2 separate regions of the Homo sapiens genome follow, and region 2 is linked to region 1. A link is an interaction called in ENCODE POLR2A ChIA-PET data of the cell type or tissue named here. Cell type or tissue: PC-9. All regions are shown on one strand.

Region 1 (8,000 bases):
AGCTTTGTGGCCTGCACTGGTCATTGGTTTTGGGGATCAGTTAGGTGGAGGAGTAGACAGGAATGTGAAGTTTAGGTAAATCATGAAACTGTGAACAATACTTAGCTTTTTTTGGTTTTGTTTTCAAAAGTCCTTCATCCACTGGGCATTTCAGCTCTCACTTGTGCCAGGCATTTTACTAGATGCTGGGGCAAGATGAACTGAAGGAAGTCTTTGCCCTTAAGGATCTCACAGTCATTTGTGAGAGACAGAAGTCTAAAGGTATGTAATGTGTAGTTTTTCTTTGAAACAGCTTTATTGATACATATTTTACATACCATAAAATTCATTTCAGGTGTAAAATGCAGTGAGTTTTAGTAATTTTACTGAATGGTGCAGCTAGCATCAATCAGAGCAGAACATTTCATCCCCAGTAAGATTCCTCATCGTCATTCACAGGTGATCTCTGTTCCCACCCTAGCCTTGGACAATTCTGCATCTACTTTGTAGCTCTATAAATTTGCCTTTTCTGGACATTTCATGTAAGTCGATCACACAGTATGTGTTCCTTTGTGACTGGCTGCTTTTGCTTAGCATGACGTTCTTGGGGCTCGCAACGCAGCTTGTGTCTGTTGTTCATTCCTTTTGCAGCAGAATCGTATTCTGTTGTTTGGATGGGCCACCTGTTTGTTGTCTGTTTACTCTCCAGCTGGTGGACATTTAGGCCGTTTGCACTGGCGGTTACTGTGAATCATGTCGCTGTGAACATCTGTGTGTGTGTCTGCGTGGACTTGTGTGTCCTGTTCTCTTGGGAATGGAGTTGCTGGGTTAGAGGGTAGGTTTTTTGTTTCCCCTTGGAGACTCTCTGGTTTCCACATATGGTAGTTTTATGCTTAACCTTTTGAGAAATTGCCAAATGGCTTTCTGAAGTGGCCACGTCATTTTGCTCCCTCCAGCCGTTTGTAATGTTCCCATTTCTCCTATGTGTAATTTTAATACAAAGCAGTAAAAAGTTGCCATTATGGACCTAGTAAATTCTGAGGTAACATAAGAGAGAAATAATGATGCAGCCGTCATTACTGTGCTGGTAATGTAAGTTTCCTTTTTTTTTTGTTTTTAAATGGAGCTTTGCAGAGATCAAGTCGAGAGAAGAACACTGGGCCAGCCTGACTCCAAAGCCTACTCTCTTAAGCACTTTGCTTTGCTGACTTGTGATGTTTTAAAATCTAGCATTATTTTCAAATGCTGTGAGAGCACTGAAGATAAAGGATTTGATTCTTTTTTTCAGGCATCCAAGGATGGTTCATCATCAAGAATCATTTTAATATAGGAAGGGGACGACAGATTATGGTGCCAATAGATGTACTCCTACTTCCATTGCAACATTAATATTGTTATATAAATATGGCAAAATGGAGAAAAGCAGCCGAATCACAAAAAGAGTTGCATTATAGTATTTGCTCTCTTGGAGGATGTTAGTATTGTAGCAGGCTGAACCCACCCATGGAAGAGGTGTGTGCTTCAGGGCGGCACAGCTGGAGTGAGCCGAATGGAAATGGAAAATTGTGTACAAAGTGCGCAGCAGGCTGAGCCTTTGATGGAAACAGCGGGTGCTCTGCTGTGTACAGCTGGATGTCAGGTCTGGGGAGTGACTGTGTGTGAGTCTTGGCTGTCGCCCTTTCCTTTCTGTGTCCCCCTCCCCACCAGCCCTGACTCCTGTGTCTCCTTCGAATGCCTTCCAGAAATTGTGACAGGTGGCGAGGGCAGAACAAAGTATTATCTTTTCTGTGGTTTTCTCAGTAATTATGAAATTTTCACCTGTTTGGGCCTCACCGAGGAGCAAGAAAGAAGGGACACCAGGGCCTGAGTGTGGGAAGGAGGCAGTGGCAGTGATGAACCTAGGAGGTCAGGCGGCAGGTGGGCTGCTCTGGAAGCTCCCTCCAGGAGGTAGGGTTTAGCACAAGGCATGGTTTTGTAGGCAGGTGTGTGCATGCATGTGTGTGAATGTGTATGTGTGTACCAGAATAGAGGACTAGGAGAAAGAAGTGGCAAGAGACTGGGCAGAGAATGAATAAGATGAGCTCACAAACTCCCCTTGGAGCAGAAGATCAGTTGAAGGTGCAGTAAGCTACTGCTTGAGGAAGGGATTAAAAATAGGCACCAAGCCGCGGTGGCTCATGCCTGTAATCCCAGCACTTTGGGAGGCCAAGGCGGGAGGATCACCTGAGGTCAGGAGTTTGAGACCGGCTTGACCAACATGGTGAAACCCCATCTCTACTAAAAATACAGAAATTAGCTGTGTGTGGTGGTGGGCACCTGTAACCCCAGCTACCAGGGAAGCTGAGGCAGGAGAATTGCTTGAACCTGGGAGGCGGAGGTTTCAGTGATCGAGATCATGCCACCGTACTCAAGCCTGGTCAACAGAGCGAGACTCCATCTCAAAAAAAAAAAAAAAAAAAAAGCAAGCACCAAAGCAGTGATTGACCTAGCCGATGGAGAATACCCTTTCCTTCACTAAAACCTGAAGCTTAGCATGGTTCTTGGGAAGGAAGTTCTGGAAGTGATGAGGATTTGTTGACATCCCTGTGGATTAGTGACATTGATGGGCACCAGAAAGCAGGTGTCTGTTGTGACAGAAAACCAGGGTGGAAGCTACAAGTGACATCTACAAGGTAGGCCCTGCCCACTCTGACCTCCAGCTGCACCCCGAGCGGAGCAGCTGGGGCATCATGGAAGTGGTTGGGCCATGCAGCGGAGCCCTGAGCCCCTCAGCAGGTTCATCCCACAGCCCTGTGTTGTGGGTACTCTTGTTATCCCCATCTATAGAAGAGGCAGCTGAGGCACAGGGCGTTTAAGTGACTTTGTCAGTCACTTAAATCGAATCCCTCATCAGAGCTGGGGATTCGATTCAGGCAGCCTGGCTCCAGGAGCTGAGCCCTCAGCCCCTGCACTACACTGAGGGGGCAGCAGAAAGGAACCCAGGTGAAGACTATAAAGATCGCCACCTCCTCTTGCTTCTGTCTCACATTCTGTACTTACGGGTGCACGTCTCCACCTGCTTGCTGCTTCCTGGGCTGTTGGCATGCACCTGGGTGGAGCTGGGGCCCCTGTCCTGCTGTGGGTAGTGAGGCCGGCACCCTGGCCAGTGCGTGGCCCGGTCCTTAGTCTGGAAGGTCTGTCTGCCTCTCGTGCCACAGCTGGCGGCTGGGGCCTCAGCTCCTCAGCTGCACTCGCCTCACTTGTTTATTCAGCTGATGGGGTTGAGGTCTCCCGTGTGCCGGGCACTGTGCTGTTGTGAATGAGCCCGCTGCTGTTCAAAGCAGACATCACAGCGGCCATAGGGTAACGCCATCCAGGGGGAAGGCCCCACTCCAGATGAGGTGTGTGTGTTTGTGAGAGGCCCCACGAAGACAGGTGTCCTTAGCCATCCCAGCAGCCTCACCCAGGAGGACTGCCTGATGGGAGCCCTCTGAGGGCCACTGTCTAGAGAGGTGGCACTGCACAGGTAGCCTGCTCCTTCAGAGGTAGGTCTTGAGGGGGTCACAGTGTAGGCTGAAGAACGCTGGCTTGAGGACTCAAGGAGCTGAAGGCCACCATCCTGGCTCTCTCCCTGGGTGAGTGACTTACTTGCCAAGCCTCCCCTTCTCATCTTTGGAGGCGGCTGCTTCAAGGGGTTTGGGGGAGGTAAGGAGATGAGCCGGGAGGGGCGGGCTCCGGCCAGTGTCGGGGGCACACAAGGGCCTGCTTCCCCCTCCCTTTCACTGGGCGACTGGAGGACAGGCGGAGGAGTGTGGCTGGGCGGCTGGAGGACAGGCGGAGGAGTGTGGCAGCCGGACAGCTGGAGGACAGGCGGAGGAGTGTGGTGGCTGGCAGGGTATGTGTTTCTGGTTCTGTTGAGTGATGCTTGGAAGATCGTTCTGAGAGGTCAGGGCAGCTCCCGGGACCCCAGAGCACTGGGCTCCTGCAGGGGACTAGGAGGCCGGCTTTTATCAGCTCATGAGCTTTTAAAAATGGAGAGAAGGGCAGGTGTGGTGGCTCATCCCTATAATCCCAGCACTTTGGGAGGTCGGGGTGAGAGGATCATTTGAGCCCTGGAGTTAGAGACCATCCTGGGCAACATAGACCCCGTCTCTACAAAAAGTAAAATAACAGTCAGCCAGGCATGGTGGCACACATCTGTAGTCTCAGCTACTTGGGAGGCTGAGGTGAGAGGATCACTTGAACCCAGGAGTTTGAGGCTGCAATGAGCCATGATTGTGCCACTGCACTCCTGTCTGGGTGACAGGGAGAGATCCCTTCTCTTGGAAGAGAAAAAAAAAAAAAGATAGAAGAAGAATATGCAACAGAGACAATTTAGTCCCCAAAGCCTAAGGCATTTGTTTTCTGGCCCCTACTGAAGTGTGTTGGCCTGGAGCTTGCAGGGTTTCTGTGAGATGTAGGATTTGGCTCACAGATTGTATCTTGATTGCTCACGTTCCCTCTTGCCCTTGCTGCCCCACCTAGGGAGAAAAGAACACTCAGTGACATTTTTCCCCCCGGTGGGCAGGATACGTGTGTTCCTATTTGTGACAAATCAACCTTGTCTATGACCTTCGCACCTCCATTCCAGGAATTTCCCCTTCGAGGCCTCTAAAAGCTAAAAGATTTTCAGGTAAAGGAAATGCGTTATTAATTGAAATCTGCATACACCAAAACGATTTGGTCTGGCTTCTAGAATAGTCAGTTTCCTGATACTCATCATTGCTTCCATCAGTTCTTGTAAAATACAGGAAGGTGAGTTCACCTGTAGGGAATGGGAAGTGGTATCACATTTTACTCCTGGCATTCTAGTGTGATGACAGGATGAGCCTTGCCACTTAGGTGCCTCTGGAGTCAGGCACCCTGTGAAGCTTGCAGCTCATGAGCACTTTGCAGTCCAGAGAATGACCCATGATCCTTAAACCCCGCTTCCGAGCTGTGGGGGATCTTGTGTAAGATCTGTGCCCGAATTGTCTCAGCTGTGTAATGAGGACAGTGTTCTCTTTCTCATGGGGTGGTTGTGAGGTCTAGAAACCGTATTTGTGAACGCTGCCCAGCACAAGGCCTTCCCGTGGGAGGAGCTTCAGCAGTGGGAGCTGCCACTGTTTGTTACTGTTTATTTGTACACTGGGTATGTTTTCCATGGCTTTTGTTTGCATTTTGATTTTAATAAAGGAGGTGCCAGTTTCACTTTCCAAGGAACTATATACTTTATTTGGAATGCATTGCGTGTGTGTGTGTGTGTGTGTGTGTGTGTGTGTGTGTGTATACACACATATATATATATATATATATTTTTTTTTTGTTTGTTTGTTTGTTTGTTTGTTTGAGACAGAGTTTCGCTCTTGTTGCCCAGGCTGGAGTGCAATGGCGTGATCTTGGCTCACTGCAGCCTCCGTCTCCCAGATTCAAGTGATTCTCCTGCCTCAGCCTCCCAGGTAGTTGGGATTACAGACACGTGCCACCACGCCCAGCTAATTTTGTATTTTTAGTAAATACACGCTGGTCAGGCTGGTCTTGAACTCCTGACCTCAGGTGATCCGCCTGCCCCAGCCTCTCAAAATGTTGGGATTACAGGCGTGAGCCACCACGCCTGGCCCGTTGCATATTTTTTATCAAATTCTTGCCTGATGAAACTCCTGGTTATGCTGTCAGGGCCTGTTTGTTGGGACTGCCCAGTGGGTTCTCCTTGCCTGCTGCCCAAACAGCTGATTTATCAAGACAGGGGAATTGCAATAGACAAAGAGTTTAATTCACATAGTGCTGGCTATACAGGAGACCAGAGTTTTATTGTTACTCAAATCAGCCTCTCTGAAAATTTGGAGATTGGGATTTTTAAGGATAATTTGGTGGGTAGGGGTTCAGGAAGTGGGGAATGCTGATTGGTTGGGTCGGAGATGGAATCATAGGAGATTGAAGTGGGTTTTTTGCTGTTTTCGGTTCCTGGGTGGGATCCCAGAACTGGTTGAGCCAGATTACCGGTCTGGGTGGCACTAGCTGGTGCATCAGAACACTGGGTCTGCAAAATATTCCAAGCACTGATCTTAGTTTTTACAACAGTGATCTTATCCCCAGGAGCAGTTTTGGGAGGTTCAGAATCTTGTAGCCTCCGGCCTGCGTGACCCCTAAACCATAATTTCTAATCTTGTAGCTAATTTGTTAGCCTTACAAAGGTAGTATAGTCCCCAGGCAAGAAGGGGGTTTGTTTTGGGAAAGGGCTATTACCATTTTTGTTTCAAAGTTAAACTATAAACTAAGTTCCTCCCGAAGTTAGTTCAGCCCATGCCCAGGAATGAAAAGGACAGCTTGGAGGGTAGAAGCAAGATGGAGTCGGTTAGGTCAGATCTCTTTCACTGTCATCATTTTCTCACTGTTAGAATTTTTGCAGAGGCAGTTTCATTGTCATCTCAAACCGCAGGCCTCGTCTTTGAGCCAGGGAGCCTTCTGTTGAAGAAAAGTACCCCACACAACCACTGAGAGATCCTGGGGCAGGGCTGAGGTTCCCTGGTGGGGACTCCGGGGGTGCTGGAGCTTTGTGACCATGGGCCTTGCCTCCTCGGCTGCCTCTGCTATGAAGCCTCATGCGGTTGGAGGAGGATGTGGATGAGATGACCAAGCGGGGTGCCCGCTAGCACCAGGTGGTGGGTAGGCGTCGGCAGACTAGGAGAGCCTCAGAGCCTTTGTTTAACTTGTGCTGAGAAGGAGTGTGACTCCAGGAGAGTTGGGTGGAGAGCCTCACCTTGGCACACACTATGCTGTGTCCAGACTGGACCCCATGGTGTCTGAGCATTATTCTCTCTAGGGTCACCTTCCCCTGCACTGTGACCTTGCGGAGCTTCAAACAGTGGTTTCCTAAGGTAACAGAGCAGGTGGTGGTGTGGTGCGTGTGCGTGTGTGTGTGTGTGTTGGGTACTGAGGCCACAGGCGATAAACTGATCTAGGTGGTATAGTAGTGTTTTTCTCATTTTTAATACTTTTCAAAAATCGAATTTATATTTTTCTTTTTTATTTTTAGAGATGGGGGTTCTCATTTTGTCACCCAGGCTGGAGTGCAGTGGCTCAATCATAACTCATTGCAGCCTCAAACTCCTGGGCTCAAGTGATTCTCCCACCTCAGCCTTCCAAGTAGCTGGGATTACAGGCTTGAGTCACGAAGCCCTGCTATATTTTTAACTTAGCTAGAGCATTTCTATCTTAAGTATTTTTTTATAGATAGTAGATGCTAGCACTAGGGTTTTCCTTAATTAAAATATTAAGTATTCCTTAATCTTTAGGAGATTTAGGAAATATTAAGGAATTTAGGAAAACTGAGATAGTCTCGCTCTGTCACCCAGGCTGGAGTGCAGTGGTGCAATTTCAGCTCACTGCAACCTCCACCTCCCAGGTTCAAGTGATTCTCATGCTTTAGTCTCCTGAGTAGCTGGTAGCCTGGCTAATTTTTATATTTTTTGTAGAGATGGGGTTTCACCATGTTGGCTAGGTTAGTCTTGAACTCCTGGCCTCAAGTGATCCACCCACCTCAGCCTCCCAAAGTGCTGGGATTATAGGCGTGAGCCACCACACCCGGCCTGAAAACTAATTGATTGTGTAGACCTAGACTTTGCAATTCATAGAATTTAATTTCTCTTTGTGCCAATTTTCTGTTTTGTCAAATACTGTAGGATATTTATTCAGCTTGTCCTCTAGATGATGTGATTATTGTAGGGATAAAATAAAGTGTATACTATGGGAGAAATGAGTTTACTAAACCAGATGGTGGGGGCATTTGTAACGCATTAATACAGCTCAGGTAGATAAACTGAGTAGTGCCACTTACAGAAGTAAATTATCTGTTCATGGACACAGACTAGGAAGAACTTACATTGTAGTAATTAGTAGATTTATTGTAATGTGTAGAAAAGCATGTTACTGTATAAAAATGATTTGTTATCAGTAGGCTAGAAATAACACTTTTCTTCGAAAGAATATTTGAGGACTAGAAAAATCTGTCAATTCTTTGAGCT
Region 2 (8,000 bases), 240 kb after region 1:
TCTCTGACAAATACAAGTTGTTGTTAGTGAATGAGGAAAGGATTTTCCCCAAGGAAAATAAATAAATAAATAATAAAAATAAAAAATAAATAAATTAAAAAATATATATATATATACACATTTAAATATTCTTACTGAGCCCCTATCATCTTTCAACCACAAATTACAGTGAACCTTCACTCCTCTCTCTCTCTCTCTTGCTAAAAGCATTATGGCCATGCCTAATACTTCTCTACTCAACACAAAGAATACAGACCACAGACAGATGAGGCTGAAAGATTCGGAAGCAGAATTCAAGTGTATTTCTTTGTGGCACATGCTTTGTTATATTCTTTAAGGTTAAATGGAAAGATATGAACAGCATGTTCCAATGGCTGACAGATAATACGTTAATTTTCTATGCATGAATTTATGCCCAGCTCAGACAAGGTCTCAACTTTTTAGTAGTTGAAGAGAGACAGGGAGGCATGAGCTGTGAGAAATAAATGTCTTTTGGCTTCAGACAGAAACATCAGCATCGCATACAATTTCTCAGTTCATCAGTTTGGTCTGCGAAGGTGATACCACTTAAAATCATGGCACCTGCCCGCCTGCAAGAAACTCGTGTCACCGCCTTGGCTGTGCCCATCGAATGGGTAGCTTTCCTGGTTCCTGTGTCTCCAGGCTCCAGGCCTGTACCGCTCTGCAGCCCTCTTCTCCACCAGCCTAGAGTTATCTCAAAGCAGGACCCACCTCGGAATCTGCACCTTTCTGGACCTAACACCCCAAGGAGTACATGTCTGCTGACTGAATAAATGAATGAAACAGAAGCACAAGTCACTTCAAAAGCCCTTGATAATCTATAAACCATTTTAAAATAATTTTTCTTCCCACCTAGTTCTTAGATGAATGAAAATCATAAAGATAAACTCCCTAGTAAATATGGGTAAAAACAAGAGCCTTCAATTAAGCAGCTGGAAGTCCTACACTCCATTACCCAGTAATTTCACTGGCTTCCATATGCAGGTCTGGCAGAGCAGCAGACCCTTCTGCTGGAGGGGTCTCGGGCCCCACTATGTCATACACCAAGATGAATCTACCCATGGGGACAGGGGAAAAGGGAGCTCACGGTTTGTTTTTACCAGGCCTGAAGTGACTCTCAGCAACCTCGCTAATAATTGCTGCATTTCCCAAAGTAAACAGAGAGGACCGTTAGGTAGAGTTTTCTACACACCAGGGAAAAAGGAGGCTTGCAGTGACACTCAGACCACCACTTCGGTCAAGTAACGAGTGAACTCTGATGAATGGAACTTTCTAATCAAAGAGGCATAAATTAACTTTCAGGTCTTTCAATCAGCTAGTCAAATACAGTGCAGTCTTTGAATTTCTTAATTGTCTGTTTTTCTTTGCAGAATCCCTCCTCTGGCGCTTAACCTTTAAAGCCCTTTCCAACCCTGAGATTCCATAGAATTCCACTCCTGTTACACATATCGATTTTACTAATTGAGGCTAAAGTAAAATATCCCAGTTAGTGAGATTTTCCCATATACATAAATCTATGTCCTATATACACAAGCCATGAAGCCATTTGTATGTTGAGCATTTCAGAAGACGACAACGGGGACTCTGGAACATCTGCTTACTAAAGCTAAGGGCGTAGGTTCAGAGAGGACTTAATTTACAAGTTCCAACTCTTAACAGCATCATTTATGAACATGTTCCCCAGAACATACACAACGAGGACCAAGTTCCCTCATATAAATCTTTTTGTAGGTTCTCAACCCTCGCCACAAGCCTCAAAACAAAATCCAGTTTAAATAAAATGTTAACAGGTTTACTGAAGTAGATGTACATGCTATAAAATTCAACTACTGTAAGTATACAGTTCAATGACTTTTTAGTACATTTCTAGGACTGTGCAAACATCACCACAATCCAGTTCTGAAACATTTCCATATCACCCTTAAACTTTCCCTCAAGCCAGTCTGCAGTCAATTTCTGTTCCCACTCCCAGGCCAAGACAACCACCCAACATCAGCTTTCTGCCTCTAAGATTTGACTTTTCTGGACATTTCACATAAATGGCTTCAAACAACACGTCATCATGTGTATCTGACTTTATTCACACAGCATAAAGTTTCTGGAGGTTCGTGCATGTTGAGCATAACCAATCAAGGTAAATTATATTGATATTCCCTTTACAATCAAAACAGAGCCTGCTACATACAGAGTGGGCCCGCAAAATTCATGAAAACTCCACCAGGACCAAGTGGCCACCTCCACACTTCTACAGGCTGCCACATCACTACCTCCTCCCTCAGCTCAGGAGCTCTCCTCGTTGGGGCCTGATACTCCCTGCTCTCTCTCTTGCCCAAATGGGCTTATTGCACTCACCTTAACTCTCCTCGCCCCTGGTTTCAAAGCACCCACAGCTGCAGATAAGAGCTGCTCCTGCCCCTACTCTGGTCCCAAGGGATCAATATCAACCATGCTACCTCATCGACCTCAATCTCTCAGCAAGGAGAAATGCATCCCACAACTGAGAACTAATGGCTTCCATTCTCACCCCAATGGGATCCTGAAGAAGTTCCTCTTTGCTCTTCACCTTGCCTTTCCTTGATCTCTCCAGACAACGATGTTATAGGTAAAAATTCCTCAAATGCCCAGACCTTGGTCAGTGCTAGCACCCAGGCTAGGTTGGTGCTAGGAGAGAGGGCTGCAGTGCTTTTTGCCTGAGCACGCCCAGGAAGGGTGAAGTGTGGCAAAGCTGATCTGCCCCGGACAGGGAGAAGCAGCTCTCGGAAAAAGAAAGTGACCATCTTTGGCCACTGGTGTGGGCAGGGGTGAAAAAAAAGATGAGTGTGGGAGGTTGAAAATATAGCAACTGGGGAAAATGGAGGAATGAATGTGAGCTAGAAAAGAATTTTTTGATATGGGTAAGATTACAGGCATAAGCTGGCACTTGCCATTCATGGTAGATTTTACAAAAGTGGTGGAAAGAGAGTTCATTCCACGTGTTTGCCCCATTATTCTGGAGGTTTGATTATGGCTTTCCATTAAAGAGCAGAGTTAACAGCTAACTTGGTGGCCCCTGCTTTTGTGCCAAAATGTGGCAGCTAAGTCAGCCCAATTCATGGAAAGTTCCTTTTTGCTTCCTACTTCTATGCAGGGAAGTTAATGGGTACAGAGCCAGTCTGTGTACGGGGTCAATTTTGAGGTGTGTCTACACCAAGTATTCCTTAAAAGGAATCAGGTTTCCTTAGGGGAAAAAAAAAATGATCATGAATTTTAAAGTCGACAGACAGGATGATCTGTTTTGTTTGAGAAATCCGGTCACCCGAATTAACAAGGCTGTTGCACGCATCCTCCATGCCCTGGCTTTGGCTCAGAGGACAGTCTTTACTTTCTGCTTTTTAAAGAAGTCTGAGCCATACACCACCGAGTACGTGTACACTTAAATAAACATAAAAACACTGGCTTCTTAAGGCAAGTTAAGTATCCCTCTGTGTGTTTTCAATGTACTACCATTTTGGGGACTTGATTTCCCCCCAAAAGCCCGAAAGGTTTATACGATCAAAACACCTCTTCTTTAGGTTCTATCCCCTCTAAAATATTAAATGCACAGTATTATCTAGAAAACGCTGAGCTTTCAACAATCCAAGTCCCAGGAATGTAGAAAGACATAAACAAAATGGAAAAGTAAACAAATGCCAAGCTCCTAAGTCACTGCCAGGAAAATTCTAACAGAGAGAAGAGAACGAGCCACACATTTTTAATGTGGCTCAGAAAACCCACACCTCCGCAGAAGGCTTGACTTCAGGCTTCTCTCACTTGCCAGCAACCTCATACAATAGAAGCTCTGTTTCTGCCAAGCAGACCTGTCTGACTTCTCCACCTCTTCACCTACAGAACTTTCAGATGGTAAACAGACGTGGAAAGTGACACGTGGACCAGAGAAAGCCCTACAAGTCCAACAGAGAGAAAGAAAAAAGTGCATTAAAGTGGCCAGGAGCTGGTCAATGTACTTGCCCAGGGCTCCTCCAGGTGGGGGCTGGCATGAGCTCTGCATTACTGACATTTGAGCAGGTGTTCCTTTGTTGGGGGCAGGGTGGACTGTCCTATGCCTTGTAGGATGATCAGCAGTGCCTTGGCCTCTTTCCTCAAGATGCCATTAGATGACAACCAAAGCAGTCTCTGGACCCAGCTCGATGTCCCCTGGATGGCGCAATGGCCCCAAGTTGATGACAGCTGGTCTGGACCAACAACAGGATCACCAATTCCAGGGTTGGAGAGACCTGAGAGATCATCCAGGCAGGGGCTTTGTCATTTGGGATGCATTAATGGAGTCCCTTAAAGGGTAACTCTCCAAGGCCATGGAGCCCCCAAGTCGGCAGCAGCACAGAAGACAGAAGCCTCAGTGCCTGACCAGGCCAACATTTTTGGAGAAGTCTATTTTCAAAGAAAACTGGACATTAAGTGCCCCATATATATTTGAAACCATCATTTGGTAAAGCAAGTAATATTCATAATGCTGTTCTTTCTATATTTTAGAAAAAAAGTACAGAGGGGACGGGGAAGGGTGGCCCTGCTGGGCGGAGCAGAGAAGTGGCTTCACCTGCAGAGATGGAAGAGCTGATGAAGCCACCGGCAAGAGGGCACAGTCAGAAGGCAAGACCCTTTTACATGTACAGAACACATTTTGTATATGTTTATAAAACTGCTGTTATATAATGTAACATTTTCCCTGGAAATCAATCCACTCAAAAAGAATACGCGGACATCCTGGGTACCAAACCAAGAGGGCTCCCAAAGCATCTGCCCAGCTCTCTTCACTGCCGGTTAGAACGATGATAGAGATGTGGTTGGATGACTGCTACCAAGGCTGAGAGAGACACGGGGTCCGTGCAAACGACAGTGGCCCAGGGCCCCAAGGAACAGTTCCCAGTGACCTCTAAGTGACTAACGTGAAAGCCTGTCGTCCCCACACTACTCGAGGCCAACCCCATAAGGCAGCATGGACGGACTGTCTTCTCACTCCAGACCTCCTAACCTAACACCAACTTTCTCTTTGCCTCAATAAATATCTTAATCTAGATACAGTGCTCTCAGGGGAAAGGGTGTGGCCAAATTCTGTGTGTGGTTGGCTCTTGGCCTATTACTGGGACTGAGAGGGAGTGTTTTAATAAATTCTTTAAACATTATTTGGGGGAACATTAGAAACTATTCAATAGTGAGGCCAGAACAAAAGAGGAAGCTTTCAATGCTCCTGTAGCATTTCAGTCCCCCTGATTAGCTACTGATTAGCACACATACTTGAAGCAGCAGATCATCTGGGAGGCAGAAAGCATCCAAAAACATAGAAACAAAAAACTATTTTAAAATAATAAAGAGCTAGAATTAAATGTACCGATTATTAAAATAGCAGTGATTTCAGCACCACATTTTTGTCCGTGCAGTCGTGTGTTGCAGCCATATAGCTCCACTGAACAGCTTTTTGTTACTGTTTATTTTCCTAAGCTCTCAAATAAAGTGATTAAAGAATTACATCTTCCTAAGGCTGCAGAAGGATGGAAGGAAATTATGAATTCAGGTTTCCAAGACTATAATTGGAGTTAAGACTCTAATGTGGTTCTTTGGGGCCCAGACTGTATCTTTACTAATATTTTTCCTACTTTAGCATTTATGTTGCCACCCAGGAGCATAACTCCACACACAATTGCTCAAGGCTTATGAGTCTTCTGTAGAATAGGCAAGGAAAGGAATAATTTGAAGGCGTAATGTCAAAGCTCTCACTTCAGTAGACAGCCCCTACGTGTTCATACATTTCGCCTGCTGGGCCCCATCTTTCAAATAGAGCCAGCCAGAGTATGCTTTTATGTCTCTTGGCTGGTAACCATCTTGTTCTCAGTGCCTGGGAGAGAGGGTGTGAGGATAGAGAGGAAGAGAAAAGGTTGTTTCTAGCAAAGGTCAATATTAATAAAACACCCTATGCCAAAAAAACAGACAGCAAAGTTTTGTAACAATGGTTACTTCTGCATGGTAGAACTGTGGCTTTTTTTAGTTGCTGTCGGTTCAAATGTTTTTGATAGGAACATGTATTGCTTTATTACCCAGCATTAAAATCAATATTTTTTAAATATAATCAATATTTTCTGAAGTTGTGCACATAATCCCAAGGGGGCCACTCACTGCATTCCCAAAGAAACCTCCGCTTTCCTGTTCCATCCCTCCCGCCAGATAGCATCTTAGCAGCACGTGCCTTCATTTTTGGCAGCCCCTCCACTTAAAACTTGCAGTTCCATTCAGCACAGGTCTGAAAATCCTCATATATACAATGTTAGTAAATGACCAAATACATTCCTAAAGCCTGCTCACCATTTATTCCTTTCTATTTCCACTTTACAGCAAGAAACATACTACTCATCCATCAGCGGGTGTAACTCACCTACATTATTACACAACCAAGGCGTTGAAAAGACAGAAAGCTCCTTTTTAATGCTCTAAGCTCCTAGAAGGCCAGGGACTGTTTTTAACTCCTCTATACATTGCTCATGTCCCATAACCAAAGAATTAATGAAGTGCTGATGAAAAGATATGAAAGCCCAACAGCATAAACACAGAGACAAAAACAAAACAAGGGTTTCACTCCATTCCTGGGAACAGCTGGCAGAGCAAACACAAAATACTTGAAAGCCACAGGTAAGGGGAAAAAAATTAAGCTGATTGCTTCATCCCAACCAACTCTTTCATACAAGCAGATGATAAAACAAAAAGAAGCATGGGGTGCAGTCCCATAAGAGTTTCTATCTGCACCTTTGGAAACTGTCTTCTATGCTAGTAAGTTACAGCTAACAAATGTTTAGTGAGTCCACCTCTGTGCAAGCATGGGACCTTGTCAATCAGTCTTCAGATTATGCGACACGAATGAACGTAGAGATGTGTGATCCCAAGGCAATGTATTTAAACACAAGCCATGGTGTCTTCCCTTTTCCTTGGCAAAATGGGATAACCAAGCCTTGAAAATGCTGTTAAAGGAACTAAAAAGGAAAGTATACACATAATGCCTGATAGAGGACAGATGCTCAAATATGCAGAGCACACGCAGGGCCACCGTGCTGCGCAGCTCTGGGGCTTGGGGCAGTTCCCATCACAGTCCTACACAGCCTGACATGGAAATCCTGGGTCGCCCTGTTTCTCGGCATTCTGCTTTATTTCATTTTCTACTTCTCTGCCATTTCTCATCAGAAATGTCAAGGTCAAAATGCAAACGCACAGGATGATGGCAAACAAGATACAGGGAACGTGGATAATTCAGAAACCCGCTCTGATAGGGATCTGCTTCTATGCCATGTAACATGACAAGGAACTTATTCAAAATCTATCTTTAATTCTTAGATACAACTGACAACTTCAAAGTAACATAAAACAGCACTGAAGACTCCATTCCTATTGGTGGGGGTGAAGCGGTGGAGGGAGACAGGACCCTTTTGAGAATCAGATGAGAGAGAGGGGCTTCCTTCCCCCAAACATACACATCTACCCAAATTTTGCTTACATGTCAGCCCGTTCATAAACATAACGTCCCCACCCAAATGTCCTCCTTCCCACAGTAGTAATAACCCAAAGAGAATCAGGCAGATCTTCTTATAATTTCATTTAAACACGGGGCAGTTTGAGTTTTTAAAATTATCGTACCTACAGTTGGCTGTAGTCATAGTAATTCACCCTTTCTCTCTAGGCTGTGTTAAAATTCCTAAGAACAAAATAGCATGAACAAAGCCTGGGAAGTTTTAAAGCCAATCTTGAATCCCAAATGCCTGCTGTTTCACCAAATAATTAAGCGGCTACTTCATTTCTATTGCACACCTGGAGCTTAATTGCTTCACAAAACCACACACACAGATGGCTTCGAGAGAGGTAAGTCCACATAATAAAAGTTCATGGGCAGCTCCGTTATTTGGACAAGGTTTTGGTTTTATGGAGCTGCTGCCCAGGGCACACACCATCTAAGTAGCTCCTGC

Evidence for each region. ChIA-PET counts read pairs that join two places held together with the same protein. Peaks named below come from ENCODE experiments on the same cell type or tissue, not always from the same donor. Only the 100,000 strongest peaks of a DNase experiment are listed, where the experiment ranks them.
Region 2: POLR2A ChIA-PET joins it to region 1 with 12 read pairs; 2 of 35 experiments call an interaction of 5 or more read pairs at or near these places.

What each region holds. Positions count from the first base shown.
Region 1 is chr13:98,532,663-98,540,662 of GRCh38, reverse strand. All of the region lies in intron 1 of STK24 (serine/threonine kinase 24), which reads left to right. Among named protein-coding and RNA genes, the nearest start is that of STK24, 40 kb to the left of the region's middle. RefSeq lists an enhancer at 3,411-4,274. In PC-9, no CTCF peak of the experiment used is centred here; a DNase peak (open chromatin) is centred at 4,792; H3K27ac peaks cover 3,232 bases.
Region 2 is chr13:98,297,221-98,305,220 of GRCh38, reverse strand. The region is part of intron 2 of FARP1 (FERM, ARH/RhoGEF and pleckstrin domain protein 1); the gene reads right to left. Among named protein-coding and RNA genes, the nearest start is that of MIR3170, 93 kb to the right of the region's middle. In PC-9, no CTCF peak of the experiment used is centred here; DNase peaks (open chromatin) are centred at 3,260, 3,810 and 6,430; H3K4me3 peaks cover 1,703 bases; H3K27ac peaks cover 2,848 bases.